2 separate regions of the Homo sapiens genome follow, and region 1 is linked to region 2. A link is an interaction called in ENCODE POLR2A ChIA-PET data of the cell type or tissue named here. Cell type or tissue: OCI-LY7. All regions are shown on one strand. Each heading gives the region's core, and the rest is flanking DNA. Links, peaks and the distances in the headings are about the cores only. Region 1 overlaps QTMAN (queuosine-tRNA mannosyltransferase). Region 2 overlaps QTMAN (queuosine-tRNA mannosyltransferase).

The links. ChIA-PET counts read pairs that join two places held together with the same protein. Peaks named below come from ENCODE experiments on the same cell type or tissue, not always from the same donor. Only the 100,000 strongest peaks of a DNase experiment are listed, where the experiment ranks them.
Region 1: POLR2A ChIA-PET joins it to region 2 with 5 read pairs; 2 of 35 experiments call an interaction of 5 or more read pairs at or near these places.

The regions. Positions count from the first base shown.
Region 1 is chr2:144,069,565-144,082,408 of GRCh38, forward strand. The region is part of intron 6 of QTMAN (queuosine-tRNA mannosyltransferase); the gene reads right to left. Among named protein-coding and RNA genes, the nearest start is that of QTMAN-AS1, 140 kb to the left of the region's middle. In OCI-LY7, for the core only: no CTCF peak of the experiment used is centred there; no DNase peak of the experiment used is centred there.
Region 2 is chr2:144,241,178-144,254,021 of GRCh38, forward strand. All of the region lies in intron 1 of QTMAN (queuosine-tRNA mannosyltransferase), which reads right to left. Among named protein-coding and RNA genes, the nearest start is that of QTMAN, 85 kb to the right of the region's middle. In OCI-LY7, for the core only: a CTCF peak has its summit at 7,239; a DNase peak (open chromatin) is centred at 7,364; H3K27ac peaks cover 578 bases.

The DNA.
Region 1 (12,844 bases), core at 3,134-7,133, 170 kb before region 2:
TTAAGAATAACAGGTTTGATCATACTGTTTTTGTGCAAATGTGACTGATTTCCTTTTTTCAAGCCTGAAGAAGCCAGAGCTGCTCAAATAAATTTTGAAATGATTATAAGAAGATATTTGGGTACAGTACCTTTATGCTCCAAATATTTCATGCTTTTGAAATATTCTTTCCAACGTTAAACATTTAGATATTGACAAATAAGAACTTCAGCAACACAGCATTAATCATTAGCATTTTGCACACATTTCTCATTGGACACTTATTTTTTGCAGCTGCATTATTTAAAATAATCTTTTCCATTCTTAATTGAAGATATATTCATATATATTTCCCCATTTCACTTAGAAAAATGAGGAAAATGGATTTGAAATTGCTGTCATCCCATCATTTTTAACGCTATACATTAAAAAATATTATTGCTCTGTGAAGGCAGATAATTTAATAAAAAGCAATACACTTTATAGTTATGTTTACTAAAGTAGGTAATGTGTCCTTAACGTGCTTCTGGAAACTTATTTCTCCCTCTCAATCTAATCTAATTTTACCACCCATATTTTGAAATTCTCAAAAATATCTAACTTTCTAAGAACAAAGATCCTAATAAATGTTGAATGTAATTGCTACATATATTTTTCCTTTAACTGTTCCACTGTTACCATCATTACTTTGCACTCTACATATTCTTACAAATAAGTCATTCTTCTAAAATATTTTTAAATGAAACTGTATACAACAAACCATTAAGTTCATCTCTCTCTGTGAGTAGGTGTTTAGGGACTCTAATTTTCTAAATGTATCTAGTACCAACATATTCAATTATGAAACAGTCTTCATGTGATGATGCACCTAAGACAGCAGTTTACATTTATATTAACAAACTCTATCTTCATTATAGTACAAGGACAAAGCAGGATTCCCTTCCCCAATTTAGATCCAGCAGTGAAATACATAACACAATACAACATAAAATGAAATAAAAGGAAGAACATAAAATGCACTGCATTAAATATTAGCAAAAAAATACCAAGCACAAAACTGCAGAACCAGCAGCACAGTGAGCTGTGTTAACACAATAGACCATCTCAGGGAGAGCAAATGGAGTAAAAATGTTTTGGAAGTTAGATAATCAATGTATTAAAGTCAATCTTTTTCTACTATATAACATGACTTTTGTTAAAGATTATTTCTTAAAATTATACGTTTCCAGTATTATGTAATTTAACCCATATATCAATCTGGAAATTATGTCAAGCAATATATCAGAAACCCTGAGCCAAACCGGGACTCCTCTGGTCCAGCTCTTGTAGGAATATGTCACAAAACTGTATTAGTGAGTAAACCGTACCATGACATGACACTAGAAAACAAAGCATTAATGAATAGGAACACAGATCAAAATATCATCTAATTAAGAGGTAGTCATGATGGGATGTCCTGCTGGCTTTAAATGAGAAAAGAGGGTTGTTATTTACAGGGCTTTGTGAAAGTGCTTAGCTTAAAGCTATATAGTTTCATTTAATAGCAGGTATGGGACAGAGGATCAAAAATCTACAATAAAACAAATAAAACATTGTTAAAAGGACATAAAATGCTTTAAAAAACCTTACTAAAATAAACATACTGCCACTGTTTTTTTTTTTTTTCTTACTCCATTGGAATAAATAACATGGGAACATTTTGCCCTTTGAAGGAATATCAGTCTTAGGAACAAAATAGAGTTTCGAGGGGGATAGGGGTTGGGGATGTTTATCTCAACAATACGCTAATTTTTAAAAGAAAACTTGGTTTTTTTATTGTGTAAATTATGTGATGAATTATTTAAAATTAATCCCGATTATGCAAAAACACATGGAATTTTATATTTCACAACCACTACCCTTTTTTAGATTGGGCACATGGTTTCAGAAAAGGCTAAAGTTAACAGAAATGGATACTCGCTTTTCTTTTCATGTAGTTTACTGATAATCATGCCTAAATAAACTGATTTGACCTTGGGAATGTCTCACGTTCCACGAAGCAGCCCTTTTGAATCATCTCCAAAACCTACACATCTGAGATGATTTTGGACCTCCTCCCAGGAAAAGCCTTCATCTCAATGGCCATCTAGCGGAGATGAAAGGCCCAACATCTTCTCTAAATTTCTGGGAGGCTGAATGTTGCCTATGTCAAATTCTATACTCTGTCCTCCTGCCTTGGATGGTGGCAAGTTAATAAAATGAATCATACAAGATAATATGGCAATATTCTCTGGGCATACTTTCTTCTAATCAAACAAATCTTTTTCAGACATATCACACTCTTAAATCTTAGAAGTGCACAAAAAAGGGAGGGGTGAGGAGAACAGCAAGAATCTAGGCCTCTTGTAGACAAGAATAAAGCCAACTCAAAAATTAAGGCCAGAAAAAGCTTTGCATCTGTTTGCCATTCTAAACCTAGCCCCAGAGTAAATCATCTCAGAGATTCTACTAAATCTACAATTTTCTACAACCTTTTTAGTATGTTTATTTCTTTGCTCACACGAAAAGCCATGCATCCAAAAACTCTGGATCAGAGAGCAAGCAACTTCAATCCAAGTTCAAGCTGTGAATGATCAAGAATGAGACTTAGTATTTACTTTGCTTATGCTCAGTCAGTTTTATGTGGAGGAAAAATAGGAATCCGATGCCCAGAAAAAAAGCAGAAAAGAGGTGTATTTCACATTTTCCCTATAACTTATATCTCTAATTTTTTTGGTTTCACTGTAGCAAATCCCAGTGTAAAGGAGTGTCAGAGTGTATGTGTCTGTGTAAAGACAATCTTACTTTCTTACCAGCACAATTCAAAAGATAGGATACATATTTTCAGTTACATAGGCTATCTTGAAGACTCACAGAATTTTAAAACTAGATTCGAGCACTTAGTCCGTCTTCTCATTTACTAAGACTCAGAGAGTTTTAGTAACTTGACTTGTCCAAGGTCATTCAACCAGTTGATGTCAACTGCAAGGCAGAACACAGTTCTAAGTCAGGCAGGGCAGCAAGAAGCAAGTCTGTTTAGAAGCTAAGCAGGAATTGCACCACTCCTTGAGAAAGGGGCCTGTCCTCAAAACCTTGACAGAAATCCACAACACAGAATCAGACAACAGAGAGCCAGGCCAAACGCCTTCACAAGGTTCCTTTAACTTGAGAGTGCTCAGCATGTACATGACAGGCTTAGGGTCTTTGTCTGGCTTAATAACAGGCTTTTCATTCTAGAAAATACTTTCGTAGAGTTTAAAAGAGTTAAAGACAAGACTTAAATTTAGTGAGCATAGACTACACTTACACTTTATTATTCCTGCAAAGATCTTGACTCCTAAGGAGCTTAAAACTTAGTTGGGACATCTTGAAGCAGACACAGGGGGATTTTATGTTACAAGTTTTGCTCTGTGGCCATATTTCTCTACCTTTGCTTAGACTCAAATGAGTAGCCATTAAAACTGATTTCCCTGGGTGAGGTCTGTGAGAGGGATAACCTTTATTCACGTCAAACAGCACTGTATGCATAAATTATCTGATCTTTTTAAGCTAATTGGAAATTGCAACTTGATAACAACATAGCCAATCAAAATGGACAGCTATATATTGTCACCCAACATACTTCTCACTCACTATAAAAATGTGAACTAAGACCTTTAAGGATTAAACATATATATATTTTATATATTTATATATATATCATATATATTTATTTATTTCTGTAAACTGAATATCCTGGCAATTATAACAAAAATGCTGATTAACATAGATTTGGCAAGCAATCTGTTTTACTCTCCTGTGAAAGAAAGGTGATGCAATGGAATTATATTCCAGCCCAAGTCATATCATGACAAGAAGTTTTGGATCAACTTCAAGGGAGTCATTCTAAATATTCATTATGTCCTTTTGAACAAATAATTTTGTGCAATTATGGATCCACGATCGTTTTCAAAAAGTTTGTTTACAGAGCCCAAGAAGTTCTGCATAGCCCTTTCTGGGTTTACAGAAAGACATGAGTGGGCAGGAGAAAGCAACCTGGTAGGGTCTCCCCTCCTGCTCCAACAAAATCAGCTCTACTTCTGATAACATAACGTTTGAAAAAATGTTTGCTTAGCTAAATAACGGTTCAAAAGCTACCATCTTATTTGGAGGGAGAAATTAAAGTTAACATACAAAAAAGACTGCCAAACAATTATTTCCTTCGAATCATATCCCCCAACTCCCAACCTTGATGGGGAGAACTTAGGACAAAAATTCCACAACTCAGTTGTGTTGAGTGAAACGTACATTTATTAAACTCATGGACTCCGCAAGGCATTGTGCCCTATGCAGGAAGAGGGTATATCATCCCATTCTACAAATGAGGAGGCTGAAGCTCCATTACTGATTAAATACTTTATCCAGTCACATGGGTAGTTAATAGCAGAGCTGGGAAGTAACCAGGTCCCTGCCACCTAGTCCAGGACTCACTCTTGAGTATACCAAATAGCAATAAAGAGAACATGCTCCTATTTGATTTGTTGAACAACCAACCACACAATGATGAATTATGAGCCAAAAGGGGATATGAATCTCTTATTTCAATGTAAATATAAACAATTATAAAATTGCATGAGTTAAAATACTGACATGATTGATTTTAAGAATTTAGGAGCAGGGTTGAGAAGGAGGGGTCACACCTATTTTTAATTTTGGCTACAGATAACTAATTACAAAACTAATGTTACATAATAACACACTGAAATATGTAATTTACATGAAGATTTTTTGAAAAGCAAAAGTTAAAAATCATATTAACCTGTGACTGATTTTATTAAATCTACTTTCCTCTCTCTTCTGTTCTAGCTATGCAAACTAAAGAACACAGAGCACTTTCCAAGCTCATTTAAAAATCATTTTTCTAAAACTGAAAAATATTTGAGCTTTACTACTTGGGATGATTAAAGATAAACAATAACTTTTGGACTTCATATATTTTCTAATCTTGCGTAACTGTGATAAAGCCAAGCTTCTAATTAGAAATATAAAATGACAGAATTTTGAAACTTAGAGGAACTTGAGATATAATCCAGCTCAATGATTTCATTTTACAGATTCAGACACTAAGGCCGTAAAAGGTTAAATGAGGGGCTTGACCACACGCAGACAGTTAGTAACACTGCTGCAACTCCAACCACCAGGCTGGAGATCTTTTCACTATAGCAAACACTTTAGATTATATCCAGAGTATTAGTAATGTTCTCCAAAAATGTGTCAGAGGCTACAGATGAGCACAGAACCAGCCATCATAAATGATGATCATTACCTCAATAAAAAAGACGTTTAACTCTCTGTGACACAACTAAATTATCCAATCACTTCTGCCTTAGTTTCCTCCTTGAAGTACAGCTATTTTTGACATATGCTATGTTGCAAAGAGTGAAAAGCTCAAGTTTTGCCAACATTTGAGGTTGGAAAGCGCAATTAACTTTTGAGGAGGTAAGCAATACGGAATAAGTTTTGTAATTAGTATTATAATTGATAGTTACAATCTAGAGCTTTCTCACTGATTCTACCTTACTCATCTAAGCAGAAAAAATTCTACATGAAACTTGTGAAAGGTAATAAAGTTTACGGGAAATGAAGTCACCAAAGATGCTGGATGTATGGGAAGTCAGAACATGTGTACATATTAGGAGAAATCGAGAATAAGAAAGGGTGAATTTTTAAGAGAATGCTACATAGCTAATCTGGGTCGTAACACGCACTCACATGTTAAAAGCGTCACTTTTTCTGATTACATGACAAGATATACTTCTATATCCAACTCATTCTACTTTAATTAAGCATGGGAATAACCCAAATTTAATGTTTAATTTCTTTTCAAGGTCTCAAGTATTGGCTCCTTGGATGTGTTTTGATCTTATAAGGCACTTTCAGAAGTTTTATTTAATGGATTCCTTTTTTAATATAGATGTTTGTGGAAAAGAAAGAGAAACACAAAGGGAACTTGAGGTCACTGTAGCCCTTACAAAGAAGTAGTGATAGGACTCTATAAACTGTGTTTAATGGCCCCAATTGCATAGAACCATGGCTAAGAGAGAAGTGCTGTTTTCACCTTTTATTCAATTCATTCACACATTTAATTCTACTGCCAAAACTGTTGATGTGTTTTATGTTTTTGCAATCAGCTAACAGCAGCATTTTAGATTTCCAACCTCAGACAGTACTGTTTTCGGCAAGAGCTCATCTTTTCAACAAACATAGCCAAATGTCCATAGGTAGCAGTGATTTGAGACAGAACCAGAAATGAAGTGCTACTGGACAGTTGTGTCAGTCCTGAATATATTGTGTGCACTTCTTGAACATAAATGATAGGCAACTGCTCTGTCAAATAATGCACTGTTCAATTGAATGTCTTATGTATGCCGGGTGCAGTGGCTCACGCCTGTAATCCCAGCACTTTGGGAGGATGAGGCGGGTGGATCACGAGGTCAGGAGATCAAGACCATCCTGGCCAACATGGTGAAACCCCGTCTCTACTAAAAATACAAAAATTAGCTGGGCGTGGTGGCGCGTGCCTGTAGTCCCAGCTACTTGGGAGGCTGAGGCAGGAGAATCGCTTGAACCTGGGAGGTGGAGGTTGCAGTGAGCCAAGATTGCGCCACTGCACTCCAGGCTGGGCAACAGAGTGAGACTCCACCTCAAAAGAAAAAAGAAAAGAAAGAATGCCTTATGAACACCACATCAGGGCACTACACAAATCACTGCACTGGAAAACAAACTCCTAGGCTGTGCCTTCTTGAGATAGGCAAGTGGTGTTCACCTGAGGTGCACAGTCCCAAACTGAAGGGATTTTTAAATGGGTCACTTAGAAATAAACTTCCACAAGGAAAAAGAGCAAGCAAATGCCACATACCTGGTCACATTAAGGACATATGGAATGATAAATTGATGCCACAGGACAGACAGAAAATTATTAATATCATTCCAGGCTACCAACATGATTTCTGCAGACTCGAGAGTGTTCAGAACCCCTCTGGGTAAAGGCAAACAGTCTGCTCACTTAATAGGTGAAAACAACACGGGACAATGCAAATTTTTCACATTACTTTGGGGAAAAAAGTGTATCTTTTTTGACACCAATTCTTAGAAAAAGAGAAAAACAGGAATTATAAAATTTAAAACCAATCATAATCCTAAACTTTATACAAGTTAGCAGCACTGTCACAACCACTGTTTTATACTGTGCTATCAAGGTAGGAAGTTTTTTCTTTCTCACATAGCAAAACCACAGGCCGGGCACAGTGGCTCAGGCCACTAATCCCAGCACTTTGAGATGCTGAGGCAGGAGGATCACTTGGGCCGAGGAGTTCAAGACCAACCTGGGCAGCAAGGTGAGACTCGGTCTATTAAAAAAAAATAATAAACTACAAAAATAAAATAAAATAAAAACCAGGTAATATAAACAATAGATTAAAAAACTAAGAATCTTAGAATTCAAAAAGCCAAAAAAAAAAAAAAGAGAGATTAAGAATCCTATATATTTACAAATTTGCACTTTCACAACTTGAGACCTTTATGTTACCTCACTAAATGTATTTCACTACTTCAAACCAGTGCCATGTAGGGCAAGATGGAAATAAGTGGGTGGCTTTTGTGATACACAATGACTCCCAAGGCAGTTTTCAACTGAAAAAATATAGGTCAGAAAAAGTCTCTGTCCCAGTACCCATTCTGCACATTGCAAAGCAAAGTTTACAATAAAATTTCAATTAAACTCCAAAAGTTAGATAGACCCAAATCAAACTTACAAATAAGCCACATAAATTTCATCTGTGGTAAAATGCAAAAGACATGAAAATACTCACCATCCATCCTTTATAACAGGCTACTAGCCACTTAGCATCCATTATCTATACCTCCAGATACTGATCTATAAATCTGTTTTTACCTAAACATTTCTCCCATGTGCACATTTCATGCTCTATTATTTTGATATTATATTATCCTATGTGCTATCCTCATTCTGTTTATAAATCAGCAATTGCTTTTTCAGAAATTGTATTAACTAAAAAATTAATATATATGTATGGTTGTGTCTATCTACACAAATATATATGTATGTGCCTGTGTGTTGTGTGTGTAGGCATAGCTCAGACACAAAGGCAAAAGAATGATTGTTATCTTACTAGCTCTGTCCTGGCTGTTGTATTTTAAACTGTTTATAAAAAGACACAAAGTCTGAAACATTATTTTAATTTTTACAACCATAGTAAGCAATTTTAACAATGATTTTCTTTGCAAATTTTTATCTGAATGGGAAAAAAGTTTTCTTTGATCGTCTGCAATATGCTTATTGTTTTACGTATCTGAAGTGCAAGGATTTATGCAACAGTAGAAAAAATGAGGATCTAAAAAATTTTTAAAGTCAAAGATAGCATATAAAAATGCCATTTGACAAAAATTATTTAATGTTTATTTTAAGGTATTTTCCAGCACAATTTGGCACTTTAAATTTTAAAGCTCAGGCTCAATTAGTCCCTGAAAGGAAAGCATGCTATAGCACTCTAAACAGCCTACTGCATTCATTTATTGTTCAGTTCACAGTCTCTGAATACAACACAATCCACCAACAGAGTCAGCTTTCATAATTCAGCAGTACAAAGTCTGCAAACACATGTAACCTAGATCCATATTTCCCAGTGACAGCATATGATAGCAGAATGTGAAGTATTAATGCTGGTGTCACTATAGTCCTACACTCTACTGCACTTTAAGAGAAAGCAGCTGCTGAGATGAAATGTGTGCCAACTGTCTGAAGACAGAAACATAAGAAACATTCCTTCTGTTACAAAGGGAGAGACACACACAAACAGACTTGCTTTTAGATGCAACAAGCACAAAGTTTCTTACTTTTGCCTTTTAAATTTCTCAAAAACACTCAGCAATTCTGCATAAGCAGAAAGATATGCATTTAAGAAAATCTCAACTTCCTTCTCATGAAAGTAAACCCAAAAAGACATTATGATTTTATCTGCAAGTCAAAGGGTAGAAAAACCACCTCTTACAATTCATAGTAAATAGCCAATGAGTCCACACACCTAGGGAAATATAATTGCTATCTATGGAACAGATAATATTGACCAGCTGAGCATTTTCATACTAACAACATATAGTCCTTAGGCCTTCCAATGAATACTTCCTTTGGCATCTTCATAAAAATATTATCTTGAAATAATCCTATTAAATCTTTGTTCTAACACATTTACATAGAAACCAGGCTGTCTCTGCAAACCAAGAACCTGTCAATTTCAGCAACCCCCTTCCCAAGGGGTGAAGTCTATACATCTCAAAGTGGCATTTTTCTTTTTTCTCGATATAAAGATTGGCGATTTGTTGAAGAACCACACTATCCTGATTTGTACAGGATATATTCTTGATGTAACAGTGCAAAGTGAACCAAAGTACTGTACTGCTATCTTTTAAACACAGCTCTACCATAACAATAAGAGTGTGACATAATCTGAACTGTTTGGTTATAATTCACTTAAAAAACTAGCAAACCTCATTGACCCCCTTATCAAACAATTTATTGTGCATTTGCAGACTGGACAATGAAATAGAGGAGGCAAAGTATTAACGGTGACATTATTTGGCAAGCACATAGTGCAGTTCATTCAAAAGGCAATTTTAAAATTGAATGAAGAGGTTTGACTAGGCAATAAAAACAGCCACAATGCCAGTGAACAGTACTTAGGAGGAAAGCCTCTAATTATCCTATTTATAAATCAACAGCAATTTTACTGATGATTTCTTTGCAAAGTTGATTAAAATAACTTCAAAATATGTTAAACTAGATCATATGCATTTTATTAAACTATAATTTAAAAATATTATAGATTGTTTGAAAATGATAAAAACTTGAGAGCAAGAATGAGACAGCATTTCTGAAGAAAAACATTCCTACAATGCTCTGCAACATAATTATAGCACTGCCCTTGGGGAAGGGGATTTTATTTTATAATGAGAATGTTTACACTGTTATGGGGTTCACTCTATCTGGGAGGAAAGGTTAAACTTCTTTCCATTAAAGACAGCCTTATAATGAAAAGCTCTGAAAGGAGAATGGAGTCTAATATAGTAGATGTAATGGCCTATTAAATGATTCACACAAAAAAATGAATCAAGTTCATTGTATCTTACTGCTGTTTTATGACAAAATTGTTGAAAAATAAAACTATGGTCAAGATAATTGCATATTACATAGACTGTATTACTGTAAGCAGTACTCTTATTGGATGACCTAGAGTCTAATTTTTAGGTACATTAACAGGACATTACATTTTAAATACTTTACATTATTGGAATGTTTTAAAAGAATTCCACTTTTACTCTGTTGGCAAAATCAATTTAGACTTAAAGTCATGCTTCAATTGTGCATCACTCTTTCTCAATTAAAATTTTCCATACATCCTTTATGATGTCATTCTTACATTCCTGCAACAGATGCTTGTTTATATACCAATTTACTAAACTGCTGCTGTATTGGTAATACACAATTTTAGATGTAACCTCTCTGTCTAGTTTACATTCCCAGATCTCCTCTCAATAAATGTATATTTTCAAAATAATTTGCCTCTTTAACAATAATCTCTAATTACCAAACAATCTCCTCTACTGAAAAAACACAAGCAAAATGTCTCTATATTTTTAGAGTGTACAATTAAATACACATTTCTGGAAAGAATGACATCCTTAACATTTTAAGAAAGGGGTATTTCCATGAATGCGTTTAAGCACAGTTTAAAAGTGTATTTTAGGAGGCATAACTCCAAAGAAGATCCATTAATTCTGTCCTCTGAGAACCTGAGCAATCTCTCAGATTAGCTATATACCATGGCTGTCTATTACCTGGAGCTTCAGCAATATATAACATCATATTCATTTTTAAAGTAATAACATAACAATGTTAACTAAACCATATGTATACTTTATCAGCATTGTTATTATGTCTCCGTAAGGTTTCAAAATAGAACAATCAAAGCCTCACACAGATTAAAATGTTGCTCACTGAATTAAAGAAATCTATTTGGAGAAAAATATATAAAAATGCATACTGATTTCAGATTTGTGGGTGAACATAGACTAAAAACTACTTTTTGCAAGTCACCAGTACTTAATTTGAGTAAAGTGATGCTGTGATTCTGTTAAAGGAAGCTCTTCCTTTTAAAAACATTTATCTCTGAATATATATGTGTGAAATTCTGGCAGAGAAACTTTCATAAGAATCTTGAAGGAAAATTGTCATGTTGGATCAAACACTAAGCAGTATCACCTCTTTTTCAAAAATAATTTTCTGTTACAACTGAAAATATTTTTGTCCCACATATAAACAAATTTACTCTAATTTTACAACCTCATATTTATCAGGGGATTGCCTGTTGTTAGCAAATTTTGCAGCCTCAAGTTACTGAAATTACTAAATATTTTGCTTTAAAAGAAAAAATACCTCTATTGAAAAACCTTTAACTGCTTACTATTGCCAATTATGTTTAATATTCATTTAGTCTCCTTCTCTATCAAGTCAGGCTTTTGTAAAATCTGCAGAGGGGAGTATCTGTGAGTGCATTTCTTCCCATTTCTTCCATCTTTCAGGTGGGTACTGAAGGAAAAGTTGAGCTTTCTAGAGAGGTTGTCCTGAGGGTTAAGATAAGGTAAGGCGTGGGAAGGGGGAAAGGAACAAAAATCAGAAATATAGGTGGGGAAACAAAGCTTTTTCCAACACCTAATTCTGTGGCAATTGCTTAACTTTTTCTCCTTCTTCCACAAGAGTCCAAAGTTAACTGTATGATTTGGCAGGGCATCAAAAAGGTCCAAATAAGTTCTGGAAAAGGCAGTAGCTGACTTGAGTACAGCTGCATTTTGTTGGGTTAGGTTGAAACTAGGGAAATCTGACAGGAGCGCTGGAGAAAACCTTCAGGGAAAAACACAGAACAGTTCACAGGGCTTGTACACTATGGAAATACTCAGCCTCTACCTCTCTCCTCCCCCTAATAAACCTTGAAGGAAAAGGGAAGGACGAAGTGGGGAAAGGAAAAGGGAAGGTGGGGAGGAAAGAGGAGGGAAAGGGAAGAGGGAAGACCTGCGGGGAACAGGAGGGAGACAGCTACTGTTGGGAATCTGTTCTTGTCACACATCTCCATACCTTCGCAAAACAATTTCTCTGAAAGAAGCCTGGGTCATTGTGGCAACATTATTCTTGACTGGGGATTCAAGAGGTCCAGAGAGAGCCTATCACTATCATTTACGGGTATATACTGTTAACATACTTTAGGGGTTATTCAAAGATGGATTTTTTTTTAAGACAGAGTCTCACTCCTGTCACCCAGGCTAAAGTGCAGTGGCACAATCTGGGCTCACTGCAGCCTTGACTTCCTAGGCTCTGGTGATTCTCCCACCTCAGCCTCCCGAGTACCTGGAACTAGAGGCTCACATCACCACACCTCGCTAATTTTTTAGAAAATTTTTTGTAAGGACGAGGTTTTGCCATGTTGCCTGGGCTGGTCTTGAACTCCTGGGCTTAGGATCCCTCCCATCACTGCCTTGGCCTCCCAAAATGCTGGGATTACAGGCGTGAGTCACTCACTCAGCCAAAGATGGATTTTTAAAACACAACAAAAAGCCCCTTCTGCTGATATTATATTTCTTTATGGAAGAAGACTTACAAAGAAAAAAGAGCAAACATATAAGGGAGCTCAGTGCTCGTGTGGATGCATTCTTAGCCCAGCACAACATTTGGCTACCAAAAGCCTGATGTCATTCAAAGAAAGGTAGTAAACAAAAAGCAATACTAACACTGCCATTA
Region 2 (12,844 bases), core at 5,852-9,851:
TTCTCAGGCCTCACCCCAGACCTAGTGAACCAGAAACTCTGGAGTGGGGCCCAGTGTTTTAACAAGTCTTTCAGATAATTCTCAGATGCACTATGTTTGAAAAACACTGCTTTAGAGTAAGAATGGCCTGGTTTTCAATTTTCTCTCCACAATTTACTAGCTATATGACCCTTGGTCAGCTCTCTAAACTTCTTCCCTCACATGCAAAATAAAAGAGTTAGCTACCATTTCTTTAACGTCGAATGTGTGCCAGGGTATGCCAATAAGCACTTTATATACATTATATAATTTAACCCTTACAGGTTTGTCAGATAGATATCATTACCATTTTACACCAAAAGATGATGAACCTCATCCAATATCACAAACTAGTAAGCAGAATCAGAATTTAAACTCAAGTTTTTAAAATTCCACAATTACTGCTCTTTCCCTATTCCTCAAAATATTCTTGCTGATCTTTCTTTTTTATTCTTCTTTCCTTTCTTTTCTTCTGTTTTGTCTTCCTTTCTTTCTGTCCATCTTTCTTTCTGTCTTCCTTTCTTTAGGAGGAAGCTTATCTTGTTACTATAAAGCTAGATATTACCTAGTGTGTAAGTGTGTACAGTATTTACTATGTGACTACAAAGTACTTAGCATTCTACCACATGCCAGAAAGAAAAGAATTAAAATACAAAAAAAAAAATGAAAAGAAAGAAAGAAATCATAGTAACGAAGCTATGAGCTAGCTGGAGATAGATCCATTTTGCAAAACATAGGGACACATATGATTTCATTCTTAACTGGCAGGTGGAAAACAGAAATAACTCAGAAATTCATGAGATTGGAGCTCAGAGACCAAGGCATGACACCAGGAAGTGGAAGTTTGACTTGCTCTGAAACAAGGAGTAAAAAGTTTCTCCAGCACAGGAGGAGAAAAAACAGCTAGAGAATATAGCACAATAGAAAATAAAGCTAAAGTAGTTAAATGGGTCCAGATTGTGACTCAGAATAAGAAGAGCTTAACTTTAGTACAGTAAAAGTATAAAATGTTTTTTCACAGAATATTTTTGATGAACTGATAGTAAAGAGATAAAGTTAAAATCAAGTCATAGGAACTTATCCTAGAAAAAATATGAACCAAGGGTTATGCTGAAAAAAAAACAAGCAGGAGAAAAAGTTACTTCTATTATTAAAAGTGTTAAGTGTGATCCACTCTTTACTGTTTCCATGGGCTATTCATATCCATTACATAATATTTTCAATCATCCACTAATCCAACCAACACTGACTGATCACATTAAGCTAGGTATCAAGGATAAAAAGTAAGCTTCTGACTCAGGGCACATGGAGCAGCTTTACATAAGAAACAGACTGCCAAATGTTTTATGCAACATTAACATAAAGTTATTAGGAATTCCAAAGGCCACTATAGACAGACCAATTGTTAGCAATGACTGTTGTGAAATTCCCGAAAGTCAATGAAGTATAAGCTAGCCAAAATGTTATGCATATAAAATATAAGAGGCCAGGCGTGGTGGCTCACGCCTGTAATCCCAGCACTTTGGGAGGCCGAGGCAGGTGGATCACTTGAGGTCAGGAGTTCGAGACCAGCCTGGCCAAGATGGCAAAACCCCGTCTCTATTAAAAATATAAAAATTAGCTGGGCTTGGTGGCATATGGCTGCAGTCCCAGCACTTTGGGAGGCTGAGACATGAGAATCACCTGAACGCAGGTGGCAGAGGTTGCAGTGAGCCGAAATTGCACCACTGCACTCCAGCCTGGGCGACAGAGCAAGACTCTACTTAAAAAAAAAAAAAAAAAAAAAAAAAGAGTATTCTGCCTATACTACCGTACTAGCATCATAATCATCACCTCACAAATGGAGTAACCCCAGTTAATCCACATTTAGGCTTACATATGGCTAAAAAAGGCAGGCAAACATAAAATCTAGAGGTAAGCTTTAAATATTCACATCACTCATTCCATTTTGTGCTGAAGAGCTAATCAAAAACTACGCTCAGAAACTCACAGGAAGATTCTACCTATGTATTGAGGAAAAACTGCAAGGTACAATGGGATGACTGCATTTATTAGCATCTAAGGTTTCTAACTCTGTCAATGACAGTCCAATGCTGTATAACATCTTCTTCTTTAGTTTTACTGTAATCTGACAACTCCATAATGCCCATTTATCTCCAAGAACCAATTTAAGATGCATGTATGTATGGCCATCAGACTATGCTTGAATAACAAGGCACTACTAGGGTTATTTTTTCTCAGAATAAATGTGAATGGAATTTGCTATGATATTAGGAATGATAGCATTTTGCAAACAATATAATTTAAGAAACAGTAATGAAACTCTATTGAAGCTGTTTATTAATAACCTACACAAATATAATCAAAGAACTGAATCCCAGCTGTTAGAAACGACTTGAAAGGTCACTTGGTAAAATACTAGCTTTTATCCCTTATGGTATCTAGACCATATATAGTGTTAAAATTAAAACAATGATATCAAAAGGCATCCAAGTACTTTAAGTGATAATTTATCTGGCCCCAATATATCCAACTCATATATACTACTGTATTTTACTAAAGTTCAATCGCCTATCATCTCATTCTTTAATAATATAAACTATATATGACAATGTGGCAGGACTAAAAGATTGGTACTTGACTGGTTTAATTTCAATAAAAGTGATTGGTACAAAATCATCTTTTAAAATATTCAGACCATGCTATACAGATATTCACATGCACTTGGATCTATAAGCATTAAAGAACTTGTTTAGATTTACTGGCGCTATACCTGCTGTCAAGAAACAAAAAAGTTGTAAAGGGTGATCAAACACATCTTTGCCTCAAGTATCATGTGAATGTTTTCCACTAAGGCGGTCCTAAAAGTTAACAGTCAAAGTAATTCAAAGGTTTCTCTTTATTTCTATATTCAAATCATCACAAGTTTGATCAAGCATGCAAATCCCTTTGGGCTCAGGGTTCCCATCAAAATGTCTTATAGAAACATTAAAAATTGAATGGGCATAAACAACTCCAACAGTGCGGAGCTCATGACAGCACTGCTGTGATCTACGTGTTTCATGTACAACAACATTGGGGAAGTTTGCAAGGGAAGATGAGCAACTAATTACTGTCTTTTGCTTGAGGGCAGGTGTGCTGATCTCTACAGGTGTCTCTGCAGTGCTCTGCCTAATGTATTGCTTCTTGGAGACATTCACTGTAACAACTTGCTAAAGCCCTGCAAAACATCTGACAGAATACCAAACTGTTGGGTGTTCAGGAAGAAACATGTGTGACTTCTTAAAGTTAGCACTAAGGAGAAACAACAGTTGGGGGAGGCTTTGTATTTTTTGTGAAAGAATAATATAAAAAGTAAGTAACATAAAACTATATCAGTCACACACATTAAACTAGGATACTAATATTGTCTTAGTAAGTACAGAAAGTTTTTCAAAGAAAATTCGGCTATTCTCATTAAACAAGAATTTTTTTTAAACGCAAATAATAATCTTATAGTGGACCATCATTTTCATTTGTGAAAGCACAGTAGACAATGCACGGTGTTCAGTTTTATAAGGATCAAAAAAAAATCTGAGAAATTACTCACTATAAGAAATTAGTAAATTAGATGGTCATCTGATGATAGGACAGGTGAGAAATACCGTTCATATGTGATGCCACTACAGGATTAATATTCCTTAAGATCTTTCCTATAACGTGGAAAGAAGCAAGCTTAAGAATGAAGAGATACACAAAGCAAAGATAAACATTCCCTGCTTTGCTGCCTGCTACATGCATGATCTCAGACAAGAAATGTAACCTCTTTATGCTTCAATTTTCTCATCTAATAATAAACAACACCCACCCCAATAGGGTTATTATTAAATGAGACAGTGTCCCTTCACTATTTGGCACAGGGCTTGGCATGAGTAAGTGCTTAATAAATTGTAATTAGCATCATGAAAGTTTCCAAAAGACATTAGTCTCCTATCATTAGTGGAGCATCAGCCTGTCTAAAAGCATCTTGGAAAGTAAAGACTCATCAGTGGGATGTTATTTTCAAAATATGTGATATGTCATATGGTACATCTTTTTAAGTATAAATACATAGCCTGGCTTTTGAGAAATCCATCAGTGACAAACATGCAACAAAACCTTTAACTAGTTCTTTACTTTTTCTGAGTGATCATTCATCTTGGTGAAAAGTCTCTGTTTGTAATGTTGAAAATTTGTGGAAAAGTTCATTGTTTTCAAACAATAATGAAAAGTATCATACTATTTCAAACTTTATCTACTTAAGAAAGACTCTGGTAAAATCAAAGTTAACATTTTCAGGCAACGAATCTGCTCAGAATAAGAAAATGCTAGGAAATGACAATATAAGATATATACAAATTATTTTCATCTACAATTCTCTATTTGTGTTTTTCTTTAACCAAATAGAATTAAGATGGTATTTCATTCAGATCATCATTACTATTAATCATCAGCTGTGTAAACAAAACATCATTCAACTTTTAAAAAATCAATAAAGCAAGAGTTAAAATTGTTTCAGACTATTCTGGAATGGACCAAGAAGGGAAAAAATTTAAAGTAAGAAGTGTAATAAATATATAAAAATAACATAGCATTTCCAAAATTAAAAATAATTAGACTCATGGGAATAATCGGAATATAATTATTTGAAGTAGTATCCCTCCCTCTCCCAGTAGATTAGTTCATCATATGCTCATTTCTTCAAACCTAGGCATTGAAATAACCTTCTGTTCTCTCTCCTTTTAATCCTTTCTTCCTGGTATCCATTCTGCAGTTTTCAATGGCACCTCAACCACCAGGAATGTTAAGAACTGATCTACTGTACTTCCCTTAACACAGACCTAATTATGTCACTTCCTCCAACCCCAAAGATGTAGTCTAATGGGGGAGACAGGCATATAGATACATAAAAATGTGTGTGTACATATATGAGTACATATGCACATGGGCACATGTAAAGTATTAATACTAAGGGAGGATAAATCAGAAGCCAATTCATTTTGCCTGCCATAAGCCAAAGAAAGTTTCACATAGCTGATGATAGCTAGGTGAAATAATGCCTAGAAAACAAATTTAAAGGCCGGGCGCGGTGGCTCACGCCTGTAATCCCAGCACTTTGGGAGGCCGAGGCGGGTGGATCATGAGGTCAGGAGATCGAGACCATCCTGGCTAACAAGGTGAAACCCCGTCTCTACTAAAAATACAAAAAATTAGCCGGGCGCGGTGGCGGGCGCCTGTAGTCCCAGCTACTCGGGAGGCTGAGGCAGGAGAATGGCGTGAACCCGGGAAGCGGAGCTTGCCGTGAGCCGAGATTGCGCCACTGCAGTCCGCAGTCCGGCCTGGGCGACAGAGCGAGACTCCGTCTCAAAAAAAAAAAAAAAAAAAAAAAGAAAAGAAAAGAAAACAAATTTAAAGCTCCATATATGGGTCTCCAATATAGAGTCTCAATTTACTGTGTTCCAACTATATCCCACACTCTCCTCACATGGACATAGATGCCTTCATTCTCTTACCACAGTGGACAACCTGCTGTCACCTGGCTTTTCGAGTCCCTCTGCCTTGAATCTCCTCTTCATCCTCCTCATCTTTACAGTTTTTAAAATATGACATCCTTATACCCAGACATTCTTCTACTCAGTTTTCTTCTACAGTTAAAGGAATCAAAAATGCTTGGACTTTGCAAGAGCAAGCTGGAAGACAATGGAACATAAGCATTTCCTTCCAAAAACCTATAGGAAAGTTACTTCCAACTTAGAATTTAATTATTCAAGCAAATTATCAATCAAGTGAGAAAACTGAATAAAGATATTTTTTCTGTCACAAAACCTTTCTCAGGAATACTACAGGAAACATAAACAAAAATGTAAGAGTAAGACAAGAAGGAAAACACTATGAGATCCAAGAAAAGGCAAAGGAAGTTCCTAGGTTAAGAGCAAGGAAAAATCCCAGAAGAGGCAGGTCTAGAGAATGTAATGGGAGGAGAATGGAAGTGTGCTGGAAGAATGTCTTCAAGAAAAAAATTGAAATGTATTATCTGATGCAATTCCCTTTATGGAAAATTATAAGTAGTTCATAGAAGGTATAGGAAGAATTATTAAGAGGGACAAAAAGCAAAGCAAATGAAAAAACAAGGCATTATTAATTTCATGAAATACGAAAAGTCAGAAGCAAACTTTTCATCAGAATTAATTACAATATGCTCATCTATGAATAATAGCTACATAATATAATAATGCAACACTAAGCCAAAAATTGGAATCTAACTATACTGGGAATGTGAGGGAAAGAGATGGCTGTGTAATAGTGAAAAATCTTCAAAGACCATAACATAAAGTCAACAATGTCTAAAATAAATTAACTCAAAAGATAGCAATGTGTATATATGTAATTTAGCAATGTGGAGATATATAATGACTAGAGGAAACAGATAAAAGGCTGCCTCTAGAGAAAGGACCACAGTATTTTCCTTTCTTTTTTTTGACAGGGTCTCATTTTCATATCCCAGGCTGGAGAGCAGTGGCACAATTTCAGTTCACTGCAGCCTTGACTTCCCGGGCTCAGGAGATTCTCCCACCTCAGCCCCCACCCTAAGTAGTTGGGACTACAGGCACACGCCACCACACCTGACTAATTTTTTGTTTTTTGTTTTTGTTTCTTGGTAGAGATGGGGTTTCACCATACTGCCCAGGCTGGTCTCGCACTCTTAGGCTCAAATGATCCACCGGCCTTGGCCTCCCAAAGTAACAGGATTACAGATGTGCACCACTGAGCCCAGCCACCACTGTATTTTCTAATAGGCCTTTAACAACTATTCAAATGTTAAACTAGGTGAATGTATTACTTTGGCAAAATAAGTTTTAATTTAAAAGAAACAGTCATGTTCATGAAGATGTTTCTGACAGTGTTTTACGTAATAGTAAAACACAGAAACAATCTAAACGGTCAGCAATAGGTGACTAGTTAAATAAATTACATTTTATCTGTGATAGTTAAAAAGACTATGTAGTCATTTTAAATGATGCTGTAGAAAAATATTTAGTGGACATGGAGAAATGTTCATATTATAAAATAAAAAAATGACAGGTCAAAAACAGCTAAGAACAAAACAATGAAATATACATGAAAATATGAATGGTAATTTTAGAATTTTTTTCTCTCTGTGCTTTTCTGGTTTGCTGAATTTTCTAAAGTAAATGCAGCTTCAGAAACACAAAGAAAATAAATTAAAATTGTAATGCAACTCATCACTCATGGCGCTATTTAAATAGCGTCACCTAATGATGGCCAAGCTAGAATTAACTCCTCCCTCCCAATGCAGTTTACACATGCCACTATCAGCACAGCTGCACAACCTGCTTTGTATCGCAGGTAACTGTTTATGTCTGTTCTTGCATCTGACTTACCCTGCTGAAGACAGGACAGTGTCTAACCCACCATTCAGTGTAGGCTGAATGGGATATGTCTGTGCTTCTGAAGACAATCCCCTAAAATGAGGAAATTCCAAAAACAATCTGAGTAAAGTCTTTTTTTAACTTAAAAAAAAAAAACAGAGTATTGACTGATTAGTTTTGAGAGGGATAATAGTCATATAAAATATAAGATCTCAGGTTGGTCGCTCTGATTGTTCTTCAGTCTCATCTCACATATACTGTCTCTCAAACTGACTCCTGAAACATTTTGTCCTTTGTCTGAAGCCTTCAGTGGGGCAGTGTTCAAATGTAGACCTTCAGGATTTCTTAACAGATCCATGTTTATCACCCCAAAATGACATTTACTTAAGAATTCAGTTTTTAGAACATTACTTACCCACAGTTTGACTATAGATAAATTTGGATTAGGATTATTTCTCTTTATGTGAGTGTAGGATTTCCAAATGAAGTCGAAATTTAAATGTTTAGTGGAGCAAACATGACTTTCATAATGTTTGGTTTTTATTTAGATCTAGTTTCAAAATGATTAATAAATGACGCAGCACAAATTCTAGAAACAGAACTTTTCTGGGCAAAACCAGAAAACGCTCATTTTTGTATGCAAAGGATTAACTCTTTTCTGTATGAAGGTATGAACAATCAGTACATTTTATTTTAAAAATCATAAAAAGATTCTACTATCCCATCCTAGTGGGGCTGTTTTATCCATGAGATCAACAGCTACTTTTCAGCACGCTTTCAGAATAGACCATGCATGTGTAAGAGGAGTCACAGAGAACAGAATGTTATGAAGTAAAGAGCTATTTATCCACCCTCACTTTCCCATCCCCAGAGGTCTGAGCAGGAGGGCATAAGGACAAGGCAAATGGCCTTTTACAGATTGAGGTTACACTGTCTACTGAGTGACAATTATATGGAAAAAGGACTGAATTAAAGTCTATGAATACAATAGGATCTGTACACTTTTATTCTTCAAATTGTTAATCAACATTAAAAATAAACAAGGAGGGAGGTAACTGCAAAAGGATACCTTGCTTTACAATATAATGTGCCATCAGTTGGTTTTACATATTGTTATATGTAATCCAGATTTAAATTATTACAGAGAGTGGACAACGCAGAAAACTCAAAACCAAAAATGTCAGGGATAATACCAACTGAACTTTATATGAGCATCTTAGAAATTTTAAGATAATAAAACATAAGGTTTATTTTACAAAAATTCACTTTACCATCAATTTTCGAAAAATATATCCTCTACAGTAAGCAAAATACATTCTTAAGAATTCTAGAAAATGTAAACCAATCTAAAATATAGAAAGCAGATCAGCAATTGTCTGGGAACAGAGATGGGAGACTGATTTCAAGAGGACACAAGAGATCTCTCTGGGGTGACAGCAATAAACAAATCATAAATGTGGTGGTGGTTGTAAAGCTGTATTCTTTTATCAAAACTTATCACACTGCCGTGGTTTTTGTGTTTTTTTTTTTTGTTTGTTTTTGTTTTTGTGAGATGGAGTCTCGCTCTGTCGCCCAGGCTGGAGTGGAATGGAGCCATATTGGTATCTTGGCTCACCGCAGCCTCCACCTCCCAGGTTCCAGCGATTCTCCTGCCTCAGCCTCCCAAGTAGCTGGGTTTACAGGCATGCACCATCATGCCCAGCTAATTTTTGTATTTTTAGTAGAGACAGGGTTTTACCATGTTGACCAGGCTGGTCTTGCACTCCTGAACTCATGTGCCTGCCCACCTCAGCCTCCCAAAGTGCTGAGATTACAAGCACGAGCCACCATGCCTAGCCCACACTGCCATTTAAAATGGGTAGTTTAAGTAATTTAGACCTGGATAAAATTGATATAAAAATATATCATAACAGTTGATTATATCTGATAATCATTATAATTTCCTAAAAACTTTTATGTAAATTTGTTACGTTTCTGACACAAGGTTAAACATACCATGAGTAAAAACCAGCTGTGTGAAAGTATTACTTTACACTTACCAGACATACTAACCTCTTAGTGAGATCAACACACTGCCATCCACACTATGCTTACTACACATTACTTTATATTACTGGTTAATTTTCCTGAATTGCTCTTTAAGGCCGAAAAAAAAAAAAAAAAAAAAACCTGTGCCATGTATTTATTAGCATTCCCCAATATCTAGCTCAATTCATTTCACAAATGTGCTTATTAGACACTGACTTACACCACGCAACACTTCAGAAAAGTAGTTATCTTTTCTTTCTTAGTAAAAAAAAGCAGCAAGTTCCAAACAATATTATTTTAGAAGATTAAAAGAAACTTTTTAAACTGTCATTTAAGTTTTAAAAATGTAAAATTTTAAAAGTTAAAATTTTATAAGTTAAAACATTATAAGTTTAAAATGAACTTATAATGAGCCATTTTGAACCCAAAATGAGCCACTTTGTATAAAAGTAGTTCTTTTAAAGTGGAAATATTACCATTTTCTTTATTTCCATTGTGACACTGTTTCCGCTGCATACAAATTTTGCTAAAATAATTACAAATAATGTATTTTTTAAAAAACATCACATTATCTCATACTTAACAGAAATTGGCTTGAGATAACTTGTTTCTCAAATCTTAACACTTAGTTTACTAATTATTATTTTAAAAATTAATTACACAGTAATCAAGACAGTGGGTATGGTGAAACAGACAAATAGATCAATGGAACAGAAGAGAGAGCTCAGAAATAGACGCACACAAATATAGTCAACTGATACTTGACAAAGGAGCAAAGGCAATTCAATGGAGAAAGGAGAGTCTCCAATAAATGATGTTGGAACAACTGGACATCTACATGTAGAAAAAAATGAATCTAGATGAAGACCTTACAATATACTTTACAAAAATTAACAAAAAATAGATCATAATGAAGACCTTACAATATACTTTACAGAAATTAACTCAAAATAGATCATAAACCTAAACATAAAACATAAAACTATAAACCTACTAGAAGAGAAATAAAAGAAATTAGATGATCTTGGGTTTTGCAGTGACTTTTTAGATATAACACCAAAAACATGATCCATGACAAAAAAAAAGTTGTTAAGCTCAACTTCATTAAAATGAAAAACTTCTGCTCTGTGAAAGACACTCTCAAGAGAATAAGAAGACAAGTCACAGACTGAGAGAAAATATTTTCAAAATACATATCTGATAAAGGACTGTTAGCTAAAATATATTTTTTAAAACTCTTAAAACTCAATAATAAGTAAACAAGCAATTAAAAATGGGCAAGGCCAGGTGCACTGGCTCACACTTGTAATCCCAGCACTTTGGGAGGTGGAGGTGGAAGGACTGCTTGAGGGCAGGAGTTGGAGACCAGCCTAGGCAACACAGTGAGAACCTGCCTCTATGTTTTTTTTTTAATGTGTAACATTAAAAATACAATTATTTAATGGACATATAAGCAGGCCACAGTGGCTCAGACTTGTAATCCCAGAATTTTGGGAGGCCAAGGCAGGAGGAATGCTTGAAGTGAGAAGTCTAAGACAAGCCTGGGCAACAAAGCAAGACCCTGTCTCTACAAAGAATAAATTTGAAAAAAGATTAGCCAAGCACAATGACACACACCTGTAGTCCCAGTTATTGGGGAAGCAGAGGCAAAAGAATCACTGGAGCCCAGGAATTTGAGGCTGCAGTGAGCTAGAATCATGACACTGCACTCAGTCCAGCCTGGGTGAAAGAGCAAGACCCTGTGTCTTTTAAAATAAAATAAAATAAAATAAAAAGTAAGGGGGGGCAAAAGCTCTGAACAAACACTTCACCAAAGATGATACACAAATGACAAATAAGCATATGAAAAGATGCCCAAATATCACGTTAATAGGAAATCACAAAATGAAACACTGAGATAGCACTACATACTTATCAGAATAGCTAAAATCCAAAACAATAACAACTGACAACACCAATTACTAAAGACAATGTAGAGCAAAAAGAACATTGCTCACCACTGCTCCTTTTTGTTGAAACTACAAAATGGTATAGCCACTTTGGATAACAGTTTTGCAGTTCCTACAAAATTTAACATGCTCTTACCATGCAATCCAGCAACTGTGCTTCTTGATATTTATCCAAATGAGTAGAAAACTTACATACATGCAAAAACCTGCATGCAAATGTTTATATCAGTTTTACTCAGAACTGCCAAAACTTGGAAGTGGCCAAAATGTCCTCCAAAAAGTGAATGGATAAACAAACTGTGGTATATCCATACAATGGAATATTACTTAGTGCTAAAAAGAAATGAGCTCTCAAACCACAAAAAGACACGGAGAAATGATATGGTTTGGCTGTGCTCTCAACTAAATCTCATCTTGAATTATAGTTCCCATAATCCCCACATGTTGTGGGAGGAGCCTGGTGGGAGGTAATTGAATCATGGGAGTGGTCACCCCCATGCTGTTCTCATGATAGTGAGTTGTCAAAAGATCTAATGGTTTTATAAGGAGCTTTTCCCCCTTTGCTTGGCACTTCTCTCTCCTGCTGCCATGTGAAGGACATATTTGTTTCGCCTTCCGCCATAATGGTTCTCCTGAGGCCTCCCCAGCCATGCAGAACAGTGAGTCAATTAAATCTCTTTCCTTTATAAATTACCCAGTCTTGGGTATTTCTTCATAGCAGCATGAAAGCAAACTAATGCAGTAAATTAGTACCAGGATAGTGGGGTGCTGCTATAAAGACAGCAGAAAATGTGGAAACGACTTTGGAATTGGGTAACAAGCAGAGGTTGGAACAGTTTGGAGGGCTCAGAAGAAGACAGGAAAATGTGGGAAAGTTTGGAACTTCCTAGAGACTTGTTGAATGTCTTTGGCCAAAATGCTGATAGCGATACAGACAATGAAGTCCAGGTTGAGGTGGTCTCAGATGGAGATGAGGAACTTGTTGGGAAATAGAGTAAAGTTCACTCTTGCCATGCCAAGAGACTGGTAGCATTTTGTCCCTGCCCTAGACATCTGTGAGACTTAGAACTTGAGTGAGATGATCTGGGTATCTGGCAGAAGAAATTTCTAAGCACCAAAGCATTCAAGAGGTGACAGAGCATAAAAGTTTGGAAAATTTGCAGCCTAACAATGAAGTAGAAAAAAAAAAAAACATTTTCTAGGGAAAAATTCAAACCAGCTGCAGAAATTTTCGTAAGTAACAAGGAGCCAAATGCTAATAACCAAGACAGGGGAAAATGTCTCCAGGGCATGTTAGAGACCTTCTCAATAGCCCCTTCCATCACAGGCCCAGAGGCCTAGGAGGGAAAAATGGTTTCCTGGGCTGGGTCCAAACTCCTGCTCCCTGCTGTGTGCAGCCTCAAGAATTGGCGGCCTGTGTCCCAGCTGCTCCAGCCATGG